Regions from separate parts of the Homo sapiens genome. Here regions 1 and 3 are each linked to region 2. The links are chromatin loops, found by intact Hi-C in ENCODE. Cell type or tissue: MCF 10A. All regions are shown on one strand.

Evidence for each region. Hi-C counts contacts between places; a loop is a spot of excess contacts. Peaks named below come from ENCODE experiments on the same cell type or tissue, not always from the same donor. Only the 100,000 strongest peaks of a DNase experiment are listed, where the experiment ranks them.
Region 1: it touches region 2 in a loop (13-fold over the local background); 7 of 110 quality-filtered maps call a loop at or near these places.
Region 3: it touches region 2 in a loop (18-fold over the local background); 8 of 110 quality-filtered maps call a loop at or near these places.

Annotation. Positions count from the first base shown.
Region 1 is chr4:89,657,669-89,665,668 of GRCh38, forward strand. No RefSeq gene overlaps it. Among named protein-coding and RNA genes, the nearest start is that of SNCA-AS1, 170 kb to the right of the region's middle. In MCF 10A, a CTCF peak has its summit at 466 (motif pointing right); a DNase peak (open chromatin) is centred at 4,013.
Region 2 is chr4:89,481,910-89,489,909 of GRCh38, forward strand. It overlaps LOC105377328 (a long non-coding RNA gene), which reads right to left and starts at 3,650. Exons shown (of 4, transcript XR_938981.2): 1 at 3,441-3,650. RefSeq lists an enhancer at 7,668-8,000. In MCF 10A, CTCF peaks have their summits at 573 (motif pointing right) and 4,299 (motif pointing right); a DNase peak (open chromatin) is centred at 542.
Region 3 is chr4:89,866,113-89,874,112 of GRCh38, forward strand. No RefSeq gene overlaps it. Among named protein-coding and RNA genes, the nearest start is that of MMRN1, 25 kb to the right of the region's middle. In MCF 10A, a CTCF peak has its summit at 3,090 (motif pointing left); no DNase peak of the experiment used is centred here.

The sequences.
Region 1 (8,000 bases), 180 kb after region 2:
TACTGACAAATATACCAAGCAACTAACAGCCCCACCATTCTCCTAGGAGGAACAAGTCATTAATGATGGTGGCAGTAAAGATTCTATGTCCTGCTACCTTATTTTGTTAGAAGCTAAAGTATTTCTTCTTATGTTGCAATAATATAAAAGACTATTTGGTGCCTTTAATTTATTACATTTCAATACAAAATTTTTCTACTAAAAAAAATACTTTAAAAAAAAGTTGGAGAAAGCTAATGAGCTTCAAGTCCTGGAGTTCTCAGTCACTGATAAAGATAATACCATTATTGAATTGAAACAGCTGTGTGATTTAGATCAGGGGTCAGCTTTTAGCTCTTCACTCAGCTCTCATATGAGGGTGAAAAGAAGAGAATGGAATTAGGCGTGATGTGAGTTCCCACCAACACAAATTTTGCTTGATTCTGTCCTTTTAACGACAATTGAACCAGTAGATGGCACTATGTATTTCAGTGAAAACAGTAGACTTTCAGTGCCATAGAAATAAGCAATTAATTGCTGAATGTGAAAATGAGTGAAATGCTTCACATCTGATTGTGAGTTTCCCCCAGTTGATTTGTATTCAAATACCTTAAAGGAACATACAGTCAACACAGATTTCCTTATTTAAGAATGAAGAAGCATACTTGCTTCTGGGACTTTGTGTATGTTTTTAAAATAATGATGTACAGAAAGACAATACATTTAAAAATGTTAATTTGAGTGTTCTGTTCTTAGCATTGCAAATCTAAAGTACATGTATATACATGTATTTGTGTACAATATAGTTTTAAATATAATTAAGTCACTTTTATATAAATAGAAAATTGTTTTCCAAATGCATCAGCCAAGACAACCATTTTTGGAAACAAGACAAAGATCTTTGCAGACCAGAAATGGAACTGAAACAGTGCTAAATGAGACAGAACATTCAGCTTGCCAGGATGTGGGGCCAGAAGTGAGCCTTTGCCACCAAAAAATGTTGATCCTATGGGATGATGGAAACTAAATCCATCTCCGGTGGGATAGGGGACAGAGCCCTCTTCACTGTTTAACACCAAAGTCTTTCATTTAGGGGGAAGAAAACTCTGGAAAGGTCCCTGCTGCACTGGCTGGAGGAGGAGGAAGTAGGCGGAAGCTTCTCAGTTACCACCTGAGTGAAACTGCCTACTAGTTCAATGACTAGTCTGAGATATTGTTAACATCAGTCACTGAGGCACGGGAACTCAAAATCACCAGTTCTGCACTGGTTCCTAGGCAGAAGTAACTGTAAAACTTCTGCTGGAGACTGGAGGGATGAAATTGAAATGGAAACTTCCAGTCAATATTAGCCTGCAAACCAATATTCCTGACCATATGAGGAAAATTTAAGAAAGACAGCTAACACTAAACAATTAATAAAACATTCTATTTTAGCTTTAAAAGAGAGGAACAGAATTCAAAATTTTAATAATTATTTTCCGGATTTGATTAAGTATATAAGTCTTAATTTTGGCAATTCATTTTGAGGGCTAAGAAGGAAAAATAAAAATAAGTCTACCAGACACATCCTACTGAAACTTCAGAATATCAAAAATAAAGAAAAAAAAAAGACACCCTTAAATCTATCAGAGGAGAAAGATTTCCACAAAACAACCGTAATTAAACTAACGGTAGTCTTCTCAGGTATAACCAAGTGTGCCCCCAAACAATGATAATTTACCTTTAAAGTGCTGAGGGATGCCAGTTGTCCACCCAGGATTCTATTACACTGTATAGAGTATGCATAATTATGCTGTAAATAAGTAATTATATTTTAAGCAGGAGGGAAAGGAAAATATATTTTCAGATACACGGAAACTAAAAGAGTTTACTAACCATGCTTTTCCAGAAAGAATGACCAAAAGATGTATTATAGCAAGAAGATGAAACCTAGAGAAAAATAATAGGAAGCATGAAAAAATAGTGAATATAAAAACTGGTAAAATATGTTGGCAAATTTAATTAACTACTGATGACAAAATAAAAGATTTAGAGCTACAAAAGGTGAAACTGAAATACATGTCAATAAAAACAGATTCGTTTGGGCAGAATGGGGATTGGGGTGGTAAAGCCAAGATCCTTGCCTGCTCTGGGAGGAAGATAGGTGTAAGGAATATGTATTACAAAGTATATATCCATTTAAGGAGTGAAGAATAAAGAGGGAAAGTAGAGAAACTTTTGAAATGCATAGGAAGAAAAGTTGAAAAATGAATGGAAAGAACCCACTCAGAACAGTGACTGCCTCTAAGGACGGAGGGAAAATCACAACGCAGGGAGTGAGAGGGAGGCTTCAAGTTATGTCTTTAACTTTTACACATTAAAAGACAAAATGATACAAATTCAATATGCCAGAATGTTAATATTTGTTTGTTGAATGTGGGTAGAAGTTATATAGGCGTTCTTTATCCTATTTGCCATACTTTTCAGGTTGACTGAAGCATTGCGAAATGTAAAATAAATGCCAAGGGGGGAAAAAAAGGAAAAAAATCATCTCAATGTAAATTAATCTATTCTTCCACTTTCTTAGGCCCTGCTGCTGAAGTTTGAGATATAAAATATGTACCTAGAGCTAATATAATGGAGATCCCTGAAAAAGTTTTCCTAAAAAAATAAAAATTAAAAAAAACACACACACAATGAAATAAAAATGAGAGGTAAAATCTGCTCAATTCCTTGTGTATATTGTCAGTTTGTTTTACCTTTGAAATCCTTAGTTCCATGTTCATTTTACACTTGTTTCAACTGATTCCAGCTAATTAAGCAGATTATCTTGGGGACTGTGCTACACACACAAGTTTATCTGCCTGTGTAAGTGCAACTTGAGGACCTTTCTGCAGTGCTAAATTTGCCTTAGGAAAAAATACTGGAAGAATTGTAATTCTGTATTTGTGTGTATGTGTTTCTATAAACCACAAAATCTAATCGGACTATTTGTGGCATTTGCAAAAACACCTACGTCAGCAGTATTACTAGTGAAGACAAGTTAGCCTTCTCTCAAATTTAAGGCTTACATGATACACATGACTAGTTTAGAACATAGCAAATTTAAACCTGGGCACACTAAAAGACATTAGGGGTGACTCTTAGGTAACAGATTTTATCCCAGTACCATACACCCTCTAGTTCCGATATGAATGAGATTTTTAGAATTTCAGCTTGAGTAAAACCAATCAATAATTCTGCCATGGAGGGAAAAACTACCTTGTTTATTTTCAGAGGCAGCCACAAATTATGCTTGGACCCTAGACAAAGTGAAAAAATAACATAAAAGCTTCTAATGCCAATATGGTTTGAAAGGCCTTATGGGAAAAAATTAACTAGGATAAATAAATAAATTTTAAAAAATCAGTGGCCTGACTCAAAATGACAGATTGAGCAATGCACATTCATTCACTTTTCTGCCAGCCAATTCTACTGATGTAACAGAAAGAAAATATAATTATAGGGAATAAACCTGAAAAACAAGGATGTTTTTCAACGCTAGGCTAGAAATTGTGAAAAATTCTAGAAGCTAGAAAGTAGACAGGATCAAATGGTAAAAAAACAAAACAAAACAAAACAAAAAAAACAAGGACAGAGAAAGCTACAGCCAGAATGTACGCAGTGACAAGGTATTGGATGGGAAAGGGCAGCTTATTTCCCAGAGAAATTCCATGTTCAGAATAAACAAAAACATAAAGCAGGAAGGACGTCTAGAACAACAACCAGGATTATTCAGCAAAGGCTGCTATCAACACAGTCCTCCAATTTAAAGGGTTTACATTGTGTTAAATAGGATTTATAAAATAGGAGTTATAATTAGACATGTCCTAGATAACTTTTAGAAACCTAATGTGTTAGTTTCCTAGAACTATCATAACAAATTACCATGAACTGAGCAGCTTGAGATAACAAATTTATTCTCTAACAGTTCAGAAGGAAAGAAGTCTGAAATCAAGGTGCTGATTCACTACTGCTGCTCCCTCGGAAAGCTTTAGGGTAGGATCCTTCTTTGCCCTTTCCTTCTGGTGGTTAACCAGAAATTCTTGGCATTCCTTGACCTGCAGACACATCACTCCAATCTCTGCCTCTGTCATAACATGACATTTTCCCTGTGTGTGCCTATATTCAAAATTCCCTTTTCTTAGGATTCCAGTCATTGGATTAGGTTCTGCCCTAATTCAGTATGACCTTCTCTTAATATGATTATATCTGCAAAAACTTTTTTTTTTTCCACAGAGGGTCACATTTGCAGGTGCTAGAGATTAGGACTTGAGCCTATTTTAGGAGAAAAGTTCAACTCCTAACACCTAAGAATAAAAAAGCTCCAAAATCTTTCAGAATGACCATCACTACCAACAAAAATATAGGTTACCTGTAAAGAAACAAAAATTAAATTTGCAATAGCCTTCTCATCAACAACACAGCATAGGAGAATAAAATGGAGTCAGGTCTTCAAAGTATTGACAAGATATAGCTTTAAGCTAAAATACTATACCAAAAACAAAAACAAAAATTATTACTCAAGTTGAGGACAAAATGCATACTTTTTTTTTTGGTATGTATATCATCTAAAAGTTAGCCCGTTGGACAAATTGCCATTTCTTTGTGGACCCAATCGCCATTTCCCATCTTTTTTCCCCATATTGCCCATGTATAATTCCAGCCAATGATAAGTGGAATTTTGCCATAAGGATTATGGGAAAGTTTCTGATCTACTGATACATATGCTACTCTTCTTTTTCTCATTTTTCCAACTAGAAAGCTTGCCTAAGATCTATAATGGTATCTCTTCTGCAACTATCAGGAGAAGAAAATTGTAGACATAGTGGCCTGATATGTAGCCCTGAACCAAGTATAGCAGCCATCTACATCTAGTCTTCTAGTTACAAGAACCAAATACATTCCTATATCTAATTTACTGCTATAAGGGTATCTTAGTTGTAGGTAAAGATGTCCCTAATTAATACATTACCATTAGATCCTTTTTGAAATTACTATTTTAGAATTTACTCCCCAAAAGGAAAAGAGAATCTAAGAGAAGGATAAAATGGAAGGCAAAAAATAGTGATGAGCAAGAAATCAGTAAATGTATAGTTAACATTATGCAAGTGTTGATTGAATTATGAACAAATTAGTAACAATTTTGAATTCAAATCCAAGACACTTTCAAATATGTGAGGTGGCAATTTGGGAGAGTAGCAAAGTACAAATGGCATAAGGCTTTTGTTGTATTTGGAGGATTAATATTAATTGTTGTTATGTAGAATAAAATACAAGTTTAATTTTTTATTAAAAATTAATATGATCACTAAAAGAATAAGAAATGGATTTAAGTTCTAAAACAATAGAGAGAAAAGCACAATAAGTAAAAAATTATTCCAACGAAGGTAGAAAAAGTAGAACAGGAAAACAAAATCATGCTGAATTAAAAAATATAAAAGTGCAGAAAAAATTTGAAACATTATCACTTCCCATAATAAATGTTTGGCAAGTTACTCAATTTTTTGAAGAAGGGTTAATCACACTTGGTAGTGTATGAAATACACAGCTGCAAGCTATTTGCAGGAGCATAATAATATGACTTTATTACAAATGTAGCATTTTTTGGTGGTTACTTGAGAATATTGTGCTACAGTCCTTGAGTTTTAGAGGAGTGGTCAGGATGAGTCTGAAGGGGGACTTACTGAAGGGCCAAGAATTGGGGGGTCCCTGGAGTGGAGGCAGGGGACAGGATCAAAGGGCTGCCGGGAAATGTTGGTGAGTTTTCATGGTTTCCCTCTCCTTGGTATGTTGGGCAGATCAGATAGACCAAGTCAGCTGGAATCTCATTTAATTTATGTAGAAATCCTACAGGCAAGGGAAAAGATTTCTGCCTTTAGTCATCCTGGGGTCTTCCTTTAATAATGAATTTTCTTGGAGATTAGATTTGAAATATTAATAAGCTCATTCTGCTTGAGGATCTTAAAGAAGCTTTTTAGTTATTCTACCCCCTATTGTATAATGTGATTTTCTTAGCCTTTTTCTACTTTCAGGACAAGAGCCAGACACAATCGTGCGACGGGAAAAGTTTGTTTTTGGGTGTCCTTTCCAAATTCATGTGACTTACTTTCTCACACCTACTCCACCAAATGCCTGGAATATGCATGCTGCCTCAGTCCAATGTACATAGCCTCCTGTCATCATGGTTGTTGTCCCTTGTCCATTCCCTAGCTAATCACTTCAGGGAATAATCTTTGCAGGTGTTGGAGGATGCTAAAAGTCAATGTACCATGCCTAGCAGAGCTGTTACATTTTAGCTAAAGATACCTGAAGACTGAGAAACCTTCTAATGTATAAATGAACCTTTGAAAGTAGAATTTCAGGTACCTGGGCTGGCTATGGCAGAAATTTTTAAGCTTGAAAAAAATTTTGTGTGTGTGATTTTTTTGTTGTTGTTTATTTGTTTAATCTACAGAACAGAGAGAACTGGGCCAGCATTGCTTTACAGGCCATATGGTAACCAATACTATTTTGATCTGCATTACAGAGTTTTGAAAAGATGTATTTCCTCAGGATATTCTCCTAATCCTAGTACAAAACAGTGCTGTAAAGCTGCACACTTCATCTGTGCATAAGGCTTACCCCAGCTACTGGCATCAGATATACAATGCAAACAATGCCAACAAATGGATTTTACCATTCTCTACCTTTAGGTCAAGAGAAGCCATATATTCCTCCATTATAGTTTTCAGGAGAGACACAAGAATACAATTCAACAGACTGTACAGTTTTCCTTCGTTATGTTGGAATAGTTTTCCTTCATTTTGAGAGGAAGTCCAGAAAGGTGATGGCTGTGATAACTCACCTGGTGAATTAAAATAGCCACCTGTTTCAAAAAATAAAAAGCAATCTCAGAGGATCAGAAAGAAATATAACAATTATAGCCAAGATTGATATTTATAGTAATTACATTCTTATTTGAATAATCCCTTTTTGTCATTCTTCAAAGCACAGTACATTCTATTTTTTTCATGACACATTTCTATCCAACTGCCTCCTTTAAACATGCCCAAACTAGCTTCTGATGACTTCACCATTGCTAACAATTTAAAGATAATTCCCTGTTTGACATGATTTTTACCAAAACAGTAATTCCTGAACAATGAATGGTATCTAGTTTAATATCAATCATTAATTGTTGAAAAAATTTCTTCCAACAAAATTTAAGCCAAACCAACTAGTTAGTGATCTTCTATCATGCATTCACATTGGGATAACAAAATATAAAATGAAAGAAACCAGTAGTTCCTGCATGTCTACTATGGTTCTAATATTTAAACATAAACAACCTCACTTGAAGTCAGAGAAGCCAGCTTCCCAAAGTTACATAGATATATAACTTTGAAGTATTAGATTCACGGTTTGACTTCAAATCTGGGCAATTTGAAGACAGAAAAAAAACCAGCAAAGCATGCTGCCTCCAGCTGTAGAAAGATCTGTCAAAGTGTAAAACGCTAGGGGTAAGACTAAAGAGCAAAGAGAATGCCTCAACAATCCAAACTATTTCAGACGATGGACAGAAGAAAGAAAATATTCCAATTGTCAATAATTCTGTGACAGGAACTGTAGTGGATCTTGCCCTTCTGGAAGTGGGGAGCAGAGGCAGGGACTTCCTATGGATCCAGATCCTGAGGGCCCAAAGTATGAAGTCTGTAGCTGGAAGAATAGATTCAGTGTTGGGACAAGAGGTGCTCTTGACATTGAAGATAAGCCAGGAGTGAGAAATACTGTCACCAAGTCTCTGGGATGCCCCTTGCCAGCACTACCCCATGATGGCAATGCCAAACTTAAGATTGTATCTCCTCTCCAGCATCACAAGTAATCAGTAAGATTGGTTCTTTGGACATAGGAAGAGTAGCAACCTCTTGCTGGAGTAGTAGGAGAGGCCTGTGTCTGAGCACAGCATGTGAATGGTATAGATCATCTAGCCATGCCATATGCATGGAGAAAATAGATATCTA
Region 2 (8,000 bases):
ACCCTGAAACTTAAAAGTTGAAAAAAAAAAATAAGGCAAGAATGGAGAGACAAGGGAATATAAAATAGGCAAGAAAAATAGAAAGCACTGAATAAGATGATAAATTTAAATGAAAATATATCATCCCTTACGTTAAATCAAATGATTTCAGAAAGGCATTTAAATTTAAAAATGTAAAAATAATAAAATTATATTTTAAAAATATACTTTTCAAGAAAATTCCAGTGACATGGTATTAGAGAAAGATATCACTAAAAAATTTTATTTTAGAACATGGATATGTACCAAGAATATTTATTCTGCTTATATTATCTTTTAAGGTTCAGAAAATGAAATGAATACAAAGAAGTTTTAAATATTTTGTTTCAGTTGTACAGATCTGTATTTTTCTTTTTAGAAAAAAATTAACTTTTTTTTGAGGAGCACTATGTAAAAAAATTTTTTTTTTTTTTTACATCAGGACTCTCAAAGCTGTCCTGATTGGTCAACAAATGACATGGCCACTCTTTTAAATCATCTCACTTAGATGCAGCCAGCTCTGTCAGTAGATGGCAGTCCTGACAATGTGATCTAAGGGAGAGTGAAGCAGGTGGGAACACCAGTTCAAAGCAAGTGGACCAAGCTGAAATTATGGAGAGAACTGTGATTTATTCATGGTCATTTTACCTACTTACTGTAGACTTGTGCAGAGCCCAAATTAAGCTGGTTGATTCATGCAAACATTTTAATAATTAGTTCTAGAAATGTGAAAAATCTTTATAATTCCTTTTATTAGTTGAAATTGTCCTATTTTCCTTGAGACCACGAACTAAAAAGAACATATGGTGACTTAATTTTACAATAAGCTGAGATTAGTAGAAGAATAGTGATAGATGATTTTAAAAATTTATAAACTCATAGACTGAAACCTCAAGATTGTGTTTGTTTGACCTAGTGTTTAAAACCCAAAACTTGATATAGTGGAAAAATGGTTAGTTATTGCTAGAATTAGGATGAAAATTAAATTCTAGGCAGAATCTCAAGTAGCATGTATATTTATGATTTGCAGTTGAATTATCAACTGAATTTAATTAGCTGTGAATATTTTGGGGCCTATATATTAGGCATTTCAAAACTGTTGTTTCTGTATTTTGTTGACAGGTCACAGAAAGGATTATTTCACACTTTAAGAGAAAGTGACTCAGGGTTGTTGGAAGGTGGGTAAGAGTGACTAAGTCTGGGTGAAGTTTCCTCCTGCCTCTTTGCCTTTTCCTATGCTATTATTTTCCCACCTTCCATAGTCCGGGGAGATGACCGATGGATTCCCAGGATACTCCTTTACTTACTACAAGTGATCAAGGAAATTCAAGGACTGAATATGATAAAATATATTTGGGGAGGAAATGTAAAGTATTTTAAAATTGACAGTAAGTATAAGAAGTAATTTCTGAGGGCAAAATGGTGGTTGTCTAACAGGGGTGCCTGGTCCCCGGGCCATGGACTGGTACCAGTTTGCGGACTGTTACGAACTGGGCGGCACAGCAGGAGGCAAGAGGCAGGTGAGTGAGCATTCCCACCTGAGCTCCCCCTCTTGTCAGATCAGCCTTGGCATTCGATTCTCATAGAAGAGTGAACCCTATTATGAACTGCGCAGGCAAGGGATCTAGGTGGTGCATTCCTTATGAGAACCTAATGTCTGATAATCTGAGATGGAACAGTTTCATCCCCAAACCAACCCTGCTGGCCTGTGGAAAAATTGTCTCCCATGAAACCAGTCCCTGGTGCCAAAAAGGTTGGGGACCACTGGTCTGTAATTTGTAATATTGAGAGAAATTGGGGAAAACAAAGATTTTTCAGAATCCAAAGTGTAAACTGATCTAGTGTAAAAGATTTATAGCAAATAACAGACCCAAAAGCCTTAGTTTAAGGCCAGTAAGAAATCAAAATCATAAGAAGAATGAGGCTAGGGTAAACCCAACCCAGGAAAATAGCTCTGAGTAGACGCTAAAAGGAATTTGACTTGAGAGGCAGATATGGAAACACTTCTCTACCATGATCTAAGGATCTGAAATGAGCAACTCAATTTTCCTGGTGAAAATATTCAAACTCCATCGTTTGCAATTCAGTTCCCTTTATGAGATGGCCCAACCTCTGTTTGTTTCCTAGTCACTTCTTTCATAGCCAGTGTGTATCCAATGAGTAGACCTATGGGCCACTCTTGTCTGTGCTTTCCTGCTGCCATGGTGACATGAGTTTTGAATTTCTCTTTACCTAGATTACCTACACCTCCACTTTGAAAATAAACACACTGCTCATATTTGACCAAATGGATCAGTTTGTCCATAAAATTTCCTCTGATTCCCTCAGCTGGAAGTACTCTTTCTTTCTAAATCCTAAATTCATGCTAAGTACCTCATCTGGTCGCTTAACGCATTCTGTTTTGGTTTCAACTGTTGATGCATTCTTTTACTACGCTGTAAACCCTTAAGAGATAACATATATTTTATTGTTCATAGGCAAGCCAACCTTGCTGATAAATATTCACAGAATAATTAAGATTACCATATATAATTATTATCACATAATTGTTAAATTAAATATGTAATTACTAAATCACATAATTATAAAGATAATCATGTATGTATATATGTATTTATTGACATGGGTTAATCCTTTCAAGCAGGTTATTGGGTCTCAGGGTCATTTAAATAAAAGGATATTGAGGACTGAAAAGGAAGTCACAATAGGAAGGGAATTGCTTAATAGTTCAACCTGTTCATGTAACATTGCACGAGACTCTAGTTTTGTTTATTTCAACCATATATGTTTTTTCTCCTACCATGAACTTTGAAATGGCTGTCTGTCTACTAGATTACAATGCATAAGAAGAATAAGATTAGAAGAATAAGCATTTTTGTTTGTTTGTTTGAACTTGAATTTTAGGTTCAGAGATACATGTGCAGGTTTGTTATATAGGTATGTTGTGTGTCATGGGGTTTTGGTGTAAGATTATGTTTTCACCCAGGTAATAGGTTGAGTACCCAATAGGTAGTTTTTTGACCCTCTCCCTCCTCCCATCCTCCATCCTCGAGCAGGCCCTAGTGTCCATGGTTTCCTTTTTCTGTGTCCATGTGTTCTCAATGTTTAGCTCCCACTTATGAGAACATGTGATATTTGGTTTTCTGTTCCTGTGTTAGTTCACTTAGGATAATGGCCTCTGGCTCCATCCATGATGCTGTAAAGGACATAAACTCATTCTTTTTATGGCTGCATAGTATTCCATTGTGTATATGTGCTACATTTTCTTTATCCAGTCTACCATGGATGGTCTTTTAGGTTGATTCCATGTCTTTGCTATTCCTATCAAACTACCAATGACGTTCTTCACAGAATTAGAAAAAACTATGTTTGTTTTTTAAGAACTGGAGAACCATAGTCAACTGGGGGAAATATCTTCTCACCTGTTAACAGGAGTGGGTGAGACTAGGCTGTTTTATAGAACTTGAGATCTTCCTATTTTGAACTTTTCTTTGGGAGCTGGATGATTTTATCACCTTAATTGGTAAATGTGTCTTGCAGAATACCTGCAAATAATGAATACTCAATTAAAAAGTGGTTTACTTTGTTGTTGATTTACCATATGCCTCAGAGATTTTCCTAGTTATAATCAAGAGCTATGAAGTATGTAAGTGTTTTTCAAACCATCACTTGTGGAACAGAGCCAAAGGATTGAGATGGAGTGTAATTAGGAGTGTGTATAAATGATGCCTATTTTCTGGTGCATACTAGATAATTGTGCTTATTTTTTATAGCTAGAACAGCGACTAGAAAGTAAAGTTGACAACCTATTAGGAGCTTTAATTGCCTTTAAAATTCAAGTTCTACTGTAAATATTACTATTATAATATTGATAATATTTTAATCAGCCTTCAGATGTAGCTGTTTTTAAATACAAGAGAATGTACTTAAATATCCACCTTAATGTCATTCCTAATATTAGACCAGAGTTTTAGCAAAGTTATTAAGTTGAAATACAATCTTTAAACTATTTGCCAGAACATTAAGTTAGAATTTGCCAGTTCAGGTCAATATTTCTATGACACAATGCATATGGAAATTATTTAAATATCTTTACTTTTTAAAATGAGGACTATTTATATTGAGGAGAAATATCAAAAAAGTTATAGCATTGTGAATACAAAAAGAAGAAGAAGAAGAAGAAGAAGAAGAAGAAGAAGAAGAAGAAGAAATAACAGCTAGATACACTCTAAGCAGCTCAACTATCATTCCTAGAATGACTCCACAGCATTTTCCCCTTTGTACAGTAGATGTCACCAAAAGTTAAAGATGCCTGAGTAATAGATGCTCTTGGTACAAAGGAGAAATGTTTAACTATTATTTGAATCTAACGGTGAAAAATGCTAGAGGGCAAAACGTGCTTTTTCATAAGCATGTCACACTGATGCCTTTATCTATCACATGCAATGTTTCTTCCCATTGGACATATTCAACCCTCCTGAAAAGACAATGTATTTTATTTGTTTTTACGCTCTGTCTTTTTCTTTCAACCTTGGAATTCCATTTATGTTTTTTATATGCGGTCTGCAGGCTCTAAGAATTAAAAATATATCATTCATTAAAGGTAAATCAGCTAATTTCTATACACGTCTGAGATTCTCAGGTAAAAGGTGTTATGTGAGATGCATGCCTAATTGCAATATGTTCCAAATGATTGTATTTTTCTTTTAAACAGGGGCAGAAGACTCTCCATATACTATCATTAATGCCAACATCATTATATTAGAATATTATATCTGACAGTCAATTAAGGGTTGCTGGGAGCTGCCTTTCTCCAGTAGGAAGCACAGAAAAGGGAAAAGGGCCTTCTAGCACTTTCTCAACTTACTGAAGGCTGACTGATTCCAACCTTACACTGATAGTTTGATCCCAGGACAACAGGTGCAAAATATCTCAACCCCTGGGGCTAAGATAAGAAAGCTCAGGGGTGAGAGGATCCTATCTCCCCAACCTCTGCAACCACATACATTGAAGAATTCAAATTCAGTTGCCACAGCCCTAGGCCTCCTAGAAAAATTGAACTATCAACTAATTAGGGAGATCTAGGGGGCTCCCATAATGGGCCCACTCAGAAGACTTTTCAGATCACAGTCACTTCTCCACCAGTTCAGGGTCCCAAATGTTCTAATACAGACATCATCAGCTCAAATGCCTCTGGGATCCAGGCAAGTAACATAAATGTCTGAATTGGTCTAGACGGCTAACCCCACCATAAGGTATTTCAGTTCAAACTTTATCAAAGCTATTTCCACACAAACAAAAATCTGTAAGCCAGATTTCCCCCAGGCCCTTAGCTTTTGACCCCTGCTCTAATTGAATCAGGGTTTTAAGAAAGCAGCCAGGCCAGGGAGGTGGCTCATGCCTGTAATCCCAGCACTTTGGGAGGCCGAGGCGGGCGGATCACGAGGTCAGAAGATGGAGACCATCCTGGCTAATATGGTGAAACCCCGTCTCTACTAAAAATACAAAAAAATTAGTCGGATGTGGTGGTGGGCGCCTGTAGTCCCAGCTACTCGGGAGGCTGAGGCAGGAGAATAGCATAAACCTGGGAGAAGGCAGAGCTTGCAGGGAGCCGAGATTGCGCCACTGCACTGGAGCCTGGACGACGGAGTGGGACTCCCTTTCAAAAAAAAAAAAGCAGCCAAAGCATTTTGCGGGCAGACTGAGCTTGCATTCTAACGAAATTCCTGTGACAATTTTTTCATATAACCATATAGGTAAATTATAAAGAAGAGGAGAGTTCTCGTATCGATTTTTTCATATAACCATATAGGCAAATTATATACGAGAGGAGAGTTCTCGTATCAGTTTTACTTTCTCTTCACTAAGAACTTCGAGATGGTTTCTACTTAGAACAGCTGGGGTTCCATCTGGGTTGCCTTCGGCCTGGTGCCAGACCTTACTTAGTTCCTAGTTCTGAAATCCAAAACGTTATCAATTAGTTCAGTAAAACGTCCTGTCAAACGTTGTCTGTCTGAGTTAACTGCACTAGTGAAATATTTTATTGAATATTCTTTAGAGCACATTTATAATTGAAAAATGTTGTTTTTGGAAAAACAGTACAATGCAAATTCAGCTAGAATAGCTTATATTTCACTATTTTGAAATCACTGAATTCCAATAAAAGCTTGAGCAAGCTTTTAATCTACTGTCCTTCCCTGTAAATAAGCTACAATAAAAATGTGGCAAAAAATTAGACATAGCATTCACGATATTTCCACTCAAAACTTTTTCCACATTCTTTTCTATTCTTGGTAGCTATGTAAAGTTTTTGACAGTTATTTGCACTTAATGTTTATCAAATGTTGCTACAGAAGTCTCATAAATAACAATTTAGTTATTGCCCAATAATACTTCATCGAATTGATAGGCCAGAATTTAATTAATCATTTCTTATTGCCAAGTAGCTAGGTTTTTTTCCGTTATAAGTAAATCTGCAATGAATAGAAATATATTAGTTCTTTTAGATAATCTTTAGGAAAATTCCCTAGAGTGAGATTACTGCATTGAAGGAGACTTTTATGTAATTTTTGGAACCCAGAATAAAAATGGTTTCTAAAATGATATCAATGTACATATACACATTACCATAAATTATTTTATTATACACATTTATTATACACATTAGCATAAATTATTACCTTATTTTACACTGTGTATATTTATTAGGTATGTTTTCCAAATTTTAATGAAAATTTTATTTACTTTTTCAATTTTTTGTTTACTAATTTTTCCTTATATGTGCTTGCATTTTATCCTTTCATGTTTTTTTCTGAAAATATTTTATTAGCCTTTTACCTTTTATTTTGGTTACGATATATTTCATTACAAAGAAACAATGGTTATATGTAGGAAAATCTGTTTTTTTTTTTCTTTATGGCATCTTTCCCCTCTTTTATCAAGATTTTTAATGAGACCAGTTTCCCGCAAGGTTTTCTGTTAATTAGTTTATATAATTCTTCCTGGCAGCCAAGCTGTGGGTAACTTCCGTATTTAGTTATTAATCTACTAGCATTGTAGGGAGGGCATATGATAAAAATTACCATTAATAATTCTCATTAACTTTGAAACATTTGCTACACTATACTGTTTAGTGTCTTAACAAATTTTGAGAGTAACTAAAAATAAGAATTTGTTAATAATTGAAAACAGTAAAATTCAACACAGTGCTACTCAGCTCTTGAATTTTAGACTATGTTTTTTCTCTGGAACTTAGTATTTACATACCAAGGGACCAATTCTTTTTAAACATTTTTCTCCCAAAATGACAAAATCAATCATTACTTTATAGAACATACAGCTTGTCTTAACCAAACAACTAATTTTCAATACTAGTTTCTAATTGGTTGTTTAAAATGTTAACATTTAGTTTCAAGTTAATTTGCTCTTTTTTCAAAAGACCAGCGGAAGCCACATGATTTATGAGTTTGTTTGTATAGATATTGTAGGAAAACAGTGGGTTCCTGTGACACGACCAGGAAAGATTAGGCTCGCAGACACTTTGAAGGGTGAGGGGGAACGAAATGTATTGGGCGAAAAGGAAAAAAAACTCAGCAAAGCGATAGGAGTTCCTGTTAACAGGCCTCCATCTCACAGACTGAATCCCAGGTCACCACCCCGGAACAGGAGAGCCTAGGCCAGGCTTCTCCTCCCTGCAAACAGTGGAACTTCCCGATGCCCCACCGCGGCCTCTCAGTGCACAGCTTCTCTTTCCGTCTTCAGAAAGAATAAGGGGTGGTGTGGGAGGGGGTGTGGTGGCGGGGTGGGGAGGGTGTTAGTGGGGGTGGGGGGGTTGCAGGGCGGTGGGGAAAGGGCGGGCTTCATCCGGGACTGGCAGTTCAGTTTTTCAGTCCTCAGGCTGTTTTAGGCTTGAAGGCAGGGTTTAACCTGGGGGGATGGGGGTCGGGGTGAGAGGTGACAGCATGCTGGCAGTCCTCACAGCC
Region 3 (8,000 bases), 380 kb after region 2:
GAGAATGATGGTTTCCAGCTTCATCCATGTCCCTGCAAAGGACACGAACTCATCCTTTTTTATGGCTGCATAGTATTCCATGGTGAATATGAGCCACATTTTCTTTATCCAGTCTAATATTGATGGTCATTTGGGTTGGTTCCAAGTCTTTGCTTTTGTGAATAGTGCCACAATAAACATAGGTGTGCATGTGTCTTTATAGTAGCATGATTTATAATCCTTTTGGTATATACCCAGTAATGGGATGGCTGGGTCAAATGTTATTTCTGATTCAAGATCCTTGAGGAATTGCCACACTGTCTTCCACAATGGTTGAATTAATTTACACTCCCACCAACAGTGTAAAAGCATTCCTATTTCTCCACATCCACTCCAGCATCTGTTGTTTCCTGATTTTTTTTTATTGTTTTGAGACAGAGTCTCGCTCTGTTGCCCCAGCTGTAGTGCAGTGGCATGATCTCTGCTCACTGCAAGCTCCGCCTCCCAGGTTCACGTCATTCTGTTGCCTCAGTTTCCCGAGTAGCTGGGACTACAGGTGCCTGCCACCACGCCTGGCTAATTTTTTTGTATTTTTTTTTTTTAGTAGAGATGGAGTTTCACCGTACTAGCCAGGATGGTCTTGATCTCCTGACCTCGTGATCCGCCCACCTCGGCCTCCCAAAGTGCTGGGATTACAGACGTGAGCCACCGCGCCAGGCCATTTCCTGACTTTTTAATGATTGCCATTCTAACTGGCGTGAGATGGTATCTCATTGTGGTTTTGATTTGCATTTCTCTAATGACCAGTGATGATGAGCTTTTTTTCATATGTTTGTTGGGTGCACAAATGTCTGCTATTGAGAAATGTCTGTTCATATCCTTCGTCCACTTTTGGATGGGGTTATTTTTTCTTGTAAATTTGTTTAAGTTCTTTGTAGATTCTGGATATTAGCTCTTTGTCAGATGAATAGATTGCAAAAATTTTCTCCCATTCTGTAGGTTGCCTATTCACTCTGATGATAGTTTCTTTTGCTGTGCAGAAACTCTTCAGTTTAATTAGAGCTCATTTGTCAAATTTGGCCATTGCTTTTGATGTTTTAGTCATGAAGGCTTTGCCCATGCCTATGTCCTGAATGGTATTGCCTAGGTTTTCTTCTAAGGTTATTATGGTTTTAGGTCTTATGTTTAAGTCTTTAATCCGTCTTGAGTTAATTTTTGTATAAGGCGTAAGGAAGAGGTCCAGTTTCAGTTTTGTGCATATGGCTAGCCAGTTTTCCCAACACCATTTATTAAATAGGGAATCCTTTCCCCATTGCCTGTTTTTGTCAGGTTTGTCAAAGATCAGATGGTTGTGGATGTATGGTCTTATTTCTGAGGCATCTGTTCTGTTCCATTGGTCTATATATTTGTTTTGGTACCAGTACCATGCTGTTTTGGTTACTGTAGCCTTGTAGTATAGTCTGAAGTCAGGTAGTGTGGTGCCTCCAGCTTTGCTCTTTTTGCTTAGGATTGTCTTGGCTATGTGGGCTCTTTTTTGGTTCCATATGAAATTTAAAGCAGTTTACAAAAAAACTCATAATGTTTTAAGAAAGTTTACAAATTTATGTTGGGCCACATTCAACCTACTGTGGGTTGGACAAGCTTGCCTTAGACACTCCTTAGTTTTATATTGGTTTGTTTTTGAGAACATCATGACATCCGAAGGTAATTAATGAAACCCTAGAGTTTTGCACAACCAAGAATGGAAAGTGACTACTACTTAAGGCTTTTGTTTTTCAGTCTTGGGAAAATAGAGTTAAACTTACTCTCACTGTTACTAAATTAAAAGAGCAATTGTATATTGCTCATAGTACCCTCAAAATAATTGAATAATCCATTTATCTAAGTTCAGAAGAGAAATAAAAATAGCGAACATATAAACTGAAGTAGGGGGCTCTTCCAAGCTACACATAAAGAGATATCCTAAAGTGGAAAAAATATTAAGTGAGATTAAAATGAGTTAGTTATATTCCATATCTATTTTGTCAAGCAAAATAAGAATTTGAAAGGATTGATGTAGGAAAAATGGAAAAGGATAAATTATTAATACTTTGCTAAGTAAGGAGAACAAAGGTATGTGATAAATTACTCTTGAGTGATAAAGAAGACATTAGAGAGAAAAAGTTTGAATTTTTTTTAAAGAAAAAAGATATAAAGAAGAGAAATGGGATAATGAGAGATCAAGAATATTTTAGGCTAAATTTCTAGAAGGTTGTTCTAAGAAAGAATACTTGATACAACAGACTGGTATTTCACTAGGATTGCTGAGAGTAGGATATAAGAGAACACATAGATAAATAAATGGTTGAAATTGGCAACTTTACCTCCAGCCTTACTTGGCAGTTATGGAGTGAACCAGAATAGGGGAGTCATGGAGATAAAGTTGCTGACTGTAGGCACTCCTGCCAAAGAACTCATGCCCATAGCAAAATTCTACAATAAATGAGTCTGCTTTTCCTATACCAGACTGGGGCATTTATTTTCTGTGAGAACAAAACCATTTTTAAAAATCATTCTTCCTTCTCAGCTCTGTCTCCAAATGTCCTACCCTGACTATAGTTCTTGAGGGAAAGAAAAAAAACCAAATTGATCATTTTATTATTTGACCTGATTTGCATTTTAAGTTCTATGTGACTGTCAGATATTGGGCTTCCCAGAGGCTACTCAGTTCTAGTGTAGTCCAGGTCAGCCTCTTCCCTCACAGAACATCCTTATCTCTACTGATGCTCAGAAGAGAATATCCTAGTTGTAAAGTGGAGAATTCAGTTGCTATTGGTGTAAATCAATTATGAGCATTGATTTCATTTGTTTTGATGTTAATACTTCTAAAATTTGATCAAACAGCTTTTTAACTACCATCAAGTGTTAATTTTGAAAAAGCAGTATTTTATTCAAGATCCTACAAATATTGTTCTTCAAGATTGAATGCCAGTAAAGGCTGTAATTCTATAATTTGATCTACTTGTGTTTCTGAAGCTAAGACAGTTATTATGACTTTCTTTAATTTTAAAAAAGGGAGAAAAATAGAAAAAATTTTTAGTAAATCTAGAATTTGATAGTGCCATCTGTTGTTTAGAAACAAAATTGCATGCCCTTAAAAGCTACAATTTCTTTCTCTACTAATTTTCAAGAAAAGGTTAAGACTAATTTTGTCCATGTTCTCAATTTATTCAAGAGAAAAAGTTACAAAGCTTTGTTCATGCTGTATTTCCACATACAAAGGCGTTTGTCATCTCTTTTATACTGATTAACATGTAGAATCTTGAAATTGTTATAAATATGACGTATTTGCCTAAAAATTAGCAACTATTAAAAATATGCCTAGTTCAGATTATGCTTTAAAATAATAAGTAAAATAATAGATATCAGAGATAAAGATACTTTCAGTTTTGAAAGATAATGCACCTTAATTTACATTCCATTGTTAAGATAAGAGTGGCTTTTAGTTCCAAATAATGAAGATAATTCTAGATTCACTAAAAAAATTTTCCTATTCTTCTTTCTTTTTTAATTAAAAAAAGTCATTCTTAGCCTCAGAAACACAAGTAGATTAAATTCAACTATGAGTAAACATGTGACTATGGCAACACATAAATATATATCTTACACTTGGAGGAATAAAATTAATATTTCAAAATATTTAACTTATGATAATGTGAATTTTATAATTTCTTCTCTTTAAATACACCTAATGTTTCAAATGTTTTATGTAATTAATCTTACAGATACAGGGAAAAGTAAAAGAATACCTTTATTAAGAAGAAGCAAGCCACACCCCCATCGCACGCCCTGGCAAGGGGGACAAGGGAACATTTCCCATTACATTTACAAGGAAAAAAGATAGTTCAAATTACACATGATTGGTTTTTGTGATCAATTTACTACTAAAAATTTTAAGTGTTTACTTCAGTGTTTAAAAAAACAATTCTATAATAGGCTTTGTAATTTCAAAGAAATATGTTGAACTTTATTTTATTTTTTTCATAATAAGCTAATATATTGCATATACACATTATTTATTGCTTCATCTCTGTCACTGTTTCTCCACAGTTTGTCAAACAGATTTGTTGGTATAATAAAATTGTTAACACACTAACAGATAAAAGGAAATTCAGGAAAGTTCTGAACAATTTAAGTTTGCAATGTTACAGAAGGATCCTTAGCCTGGGTTACATTTCAGACCACTTTCTTAATGCTGTTGTTCACAGAAGTAGTTTAACATTTCATAGTAGCTTATTTCAACTTAGTTTGAGGCAGTGTTTTCCAATGTTATTAAATTTACACGTGAAATTGTAAACTCCTTTTTAGAATTAGATTGTCCTCTGTAGTCATTCTAAGGGTAATTTTAAATTGTATGCTTTTGTAAAGTTCTTATACTTTACAATAAGTAGTATAATATTACTCGAAGGTAAGCAGTAATAAGTTAAAGATGGACACTATAAACCCTACAGAAACTAAAATGAGTCTATAAAGAGTTATAGCTAATAAGCCAACAAAGGAGAATCATAAGTAGTATCATAAAATATACTCTATTAATGCAAAAGAAGGTAGGAAAAGAAAAAAAGAGGAGAGGCAAAGAACGGTTAGGACAAATATAAGACAACAAGACAGGAGGCTTAAATTCAACATGTAACAATCACACTAAATGTAAAAGTCTAAACACTGCAATTAAAAAGCACGCAATATCAGGTTAGATAAAACAGTAAAACCCAACTACGTGCTGTCTACGGTAAATCCAATTTAAATATAAAAACATAATTAGGTTACAAGTAAAGAGATGGAATAAGATATTCTATGCGAACATTTATCATAGAAAGGTGGAATGGACATATTAAATATAAGACAATGCAGATTTCATATCAAAGACTATTACCAGTGATACAGAAGATGATTTCATAATGATAAAGTGTTCAATTAATGAAGAGGACATAATAATCTAAAATGTTTATGCACTGTATCAGTTTTGTTTTGTTGCATAACCAATTACCAGAAGCTTAATGTCTTTAGAAGACACCCATTTATCAGCTCACAGTTCTGTGGCTCAGAAGCCTCAACATAACATTTTCGATTCAGTTTCAAAAGGTAAAATCAATGTGGCAGCTAGACTGTATTCTAGTCTGGATTTCAGGAGCCTCTTCCAAGCCCGCATGCTGTGACAGAATTCAATTTCTTGCAGTTATAGAACTGAGGTCTCCATTCCTTCACTGGTTGTTAGCTGAAGGTCACTCAGCTCCTAGAGGTCAACTCTATTTTGCCACATGGCCCCCTCTGTTTTCAAAGCCAGGAACAAGGAATCCTTCTCACATGGAATTCTTCTAATACTTTGAATGTCTTTCACCAGAACCTTTGTCCCTTTTAAGGACTAACCTGATTAGGCCAGGTTCACTGAGGATAATCTCCAAGGATTATACAGGGCATGCACATCAGGGAGCAAGATCTTGGGGACCACCTTAGAATTCTGCCTATTCCAGGTATCTAATAACATGAAAATACAAGAAGCCAATACTAACAGAACTACGAAGAGTAATAGACAAATGTATGATTATAGTTACAGATTTCAACACACCTTAACAATATATGAAATAAGTGGACAGAAATTCAGTAAGGATATAAAAGACTTAAATAACACTATCAATCAACTTGATCTAATTGATATTTTTAGAACACTACACCTGATGTCAGCAGAATAAACAGTATTTTCAAATGTGTATTGGACATCTTACAAGATAGACCATATCCTGCACCAAAAAACAAGGCTCAAAAAATATTTTTAAATTCAACTCATACAATACATGTTCTCTGAACACAATGGAATTAAATTATAAATCTTATTTCATAGGATCATGTTGGTAGCCCACCAAAGTAGCCACAGAGGGAATATTTATACAGTGGAAATTGATCAGAACTGGTAAGTGATACACATCAGGCCTTCCCTCTCTCTGGCTATTTGTCACCTACGACAGGTTGCTAAAATTTTTCGAAGACATCATTGACGTTACTTACTAAGGAACTTTGTCTCAGCATCTAGGGATCATGAGTGGAGCCCCTTCAGTTTATATCTAACAAAACATAGGCCCAGTAACTTACCCCAAACACACTGCCAACTAGTCAAAAAGCAGTTTAGAAAACCAAAACAAGAGAGCTTTTTAAGTGACTAGTTATCTTCATTTAATATTTTTTTATTGTTGCTTCTTCTCTTTCCCTTCTATATCCCTTTTTTATTAAACATCTCTTACTAAGGAACTTTGTCTCTGTTTGATATTTATTGAAAGAGGTGCCTAAATAGATGAAGCAAAATTATAGGTGATGAAAATCTTGTCTCAGCATCTAGGTGTAAGACAACCCAAGCATACATTTAGGTGCACAATTTTGGAAAACAGTAAGACATTAAAAAATAAGGCTATTTCAGTCAGAGTTTAGGTCTATAAAATGCAAGATTACACATTTATACATTTTAAAAACAGAATAAGTATTCTGATTTCAGGTTTTAGAAATCAGGCTGGTCTCGAACTCATGAGCTCAAGTGATCTGCCTGCCTCGGCCTTTAAAGGAATTAATTTCTTAAACATAGAGTTTTGTTATAAAATTATAATTGACTTAAACATTAACACTATACATACTTCAGAACCTCACCGCCACTTCATCCTTTCTATCCATTTTCTAGCGCTTATTTGTCTAAAGTTCACCACCTCACCTGGTATATTCCAACATGGTCTCATCTTTCATCATATTCCCATTAAAACGTTCATCATTTCTTGATTGTCACAGAATCAACTATCTAAACTTTCATCATGAAGTATAAGAAAATAAAAGTTTAATTTTCCAAAAGGCTTATTTTAAAGCAGAACTTGTGAATCTAAATGAAATTTTAGGGTGTGAGAAGTTCTCTGAGATATTTTTGAACGAGGGAATATTTCTGCACTTTTTGGCCTATATGGGCTGTGAGTCACATTTGCAATGTTGCCTTTCTTCCCTCAATACCTTTTTTTCATTCTTTAAACCTTTGCCTAGTAACCACAAGCAGAAATATAGCTACTCTCTCATCTTTCAGAATCTGTCCTATTACTTTATTCAGCAAGTACTAGAAATATTGCTGTTACTAGAGCAGAAGTAAAATTCTGCCTTAACAGAGTTTACATTCTACTGAGGAGGGGGGCAAATAATATACACAATTAAAAGTAAATTGTGGCTGGGCGCAGTGGTTCATGCCTATAATCCCAGCACTTTGGGAGGCCGAGGCGGGCAGATCACTTGAGCTCATGAGTTCCAGACCAGCCTGAAATTAGCCAGGCATGGTGGTACACACCTGTTGTCCCAGCTATTGGGGAGGCTGAGGTGGGAGTATGGCTTAAGCCCGGGAGGCAGTTTGCAGTGAGCCAAGACAGCATCACTGCACTCCAGCCTGGGCGATAGAGCCAGACTTTGTGTCAAAAAAAAAAAAAAAAAGTAAATTGTGTAGTGTATTAGGCAATAATAAGCACTATATGAAAAATAAAGCAAGGAAACATATACAGAACATTAGGGGAGGGTGGTGGGTATTACTGTGTAAATAAAATAATCAGGGAAAAGCTCAATGAGGTAACAAATAAAGAAAGACTTGAAGGGGTGAGGGAGCAAGCCCTCTGGAAGAGCCCTGTGAAACCTGGGCAAGAGTGTTTCTGAGAGAAGAAACGGCCTCTGCAAGGGTCCTTAGGAAAGAGCCTCCAAAGCAGCCAGTGTGGAAGCCAAATGGATGGCATTTTCAAAACGACTGTCATATTTATTTTTTATGCATTTCCAAGCAATCAATTTTTCATAGATTTTGCCTATTTACTCAGTTCTCCATTTTAAAAATTTAGAAAAAAAGAAAATAATAAATTCCCATATACCCAATACCCAAATGAAAGTATCACAATTTTGACAAAATTGTGTTTTTAAATCTTTTTTCCTTTTGCTGAAGTATTTTAAAGAAATTCTATATCACTGGATTTCTGTTCTTCAGC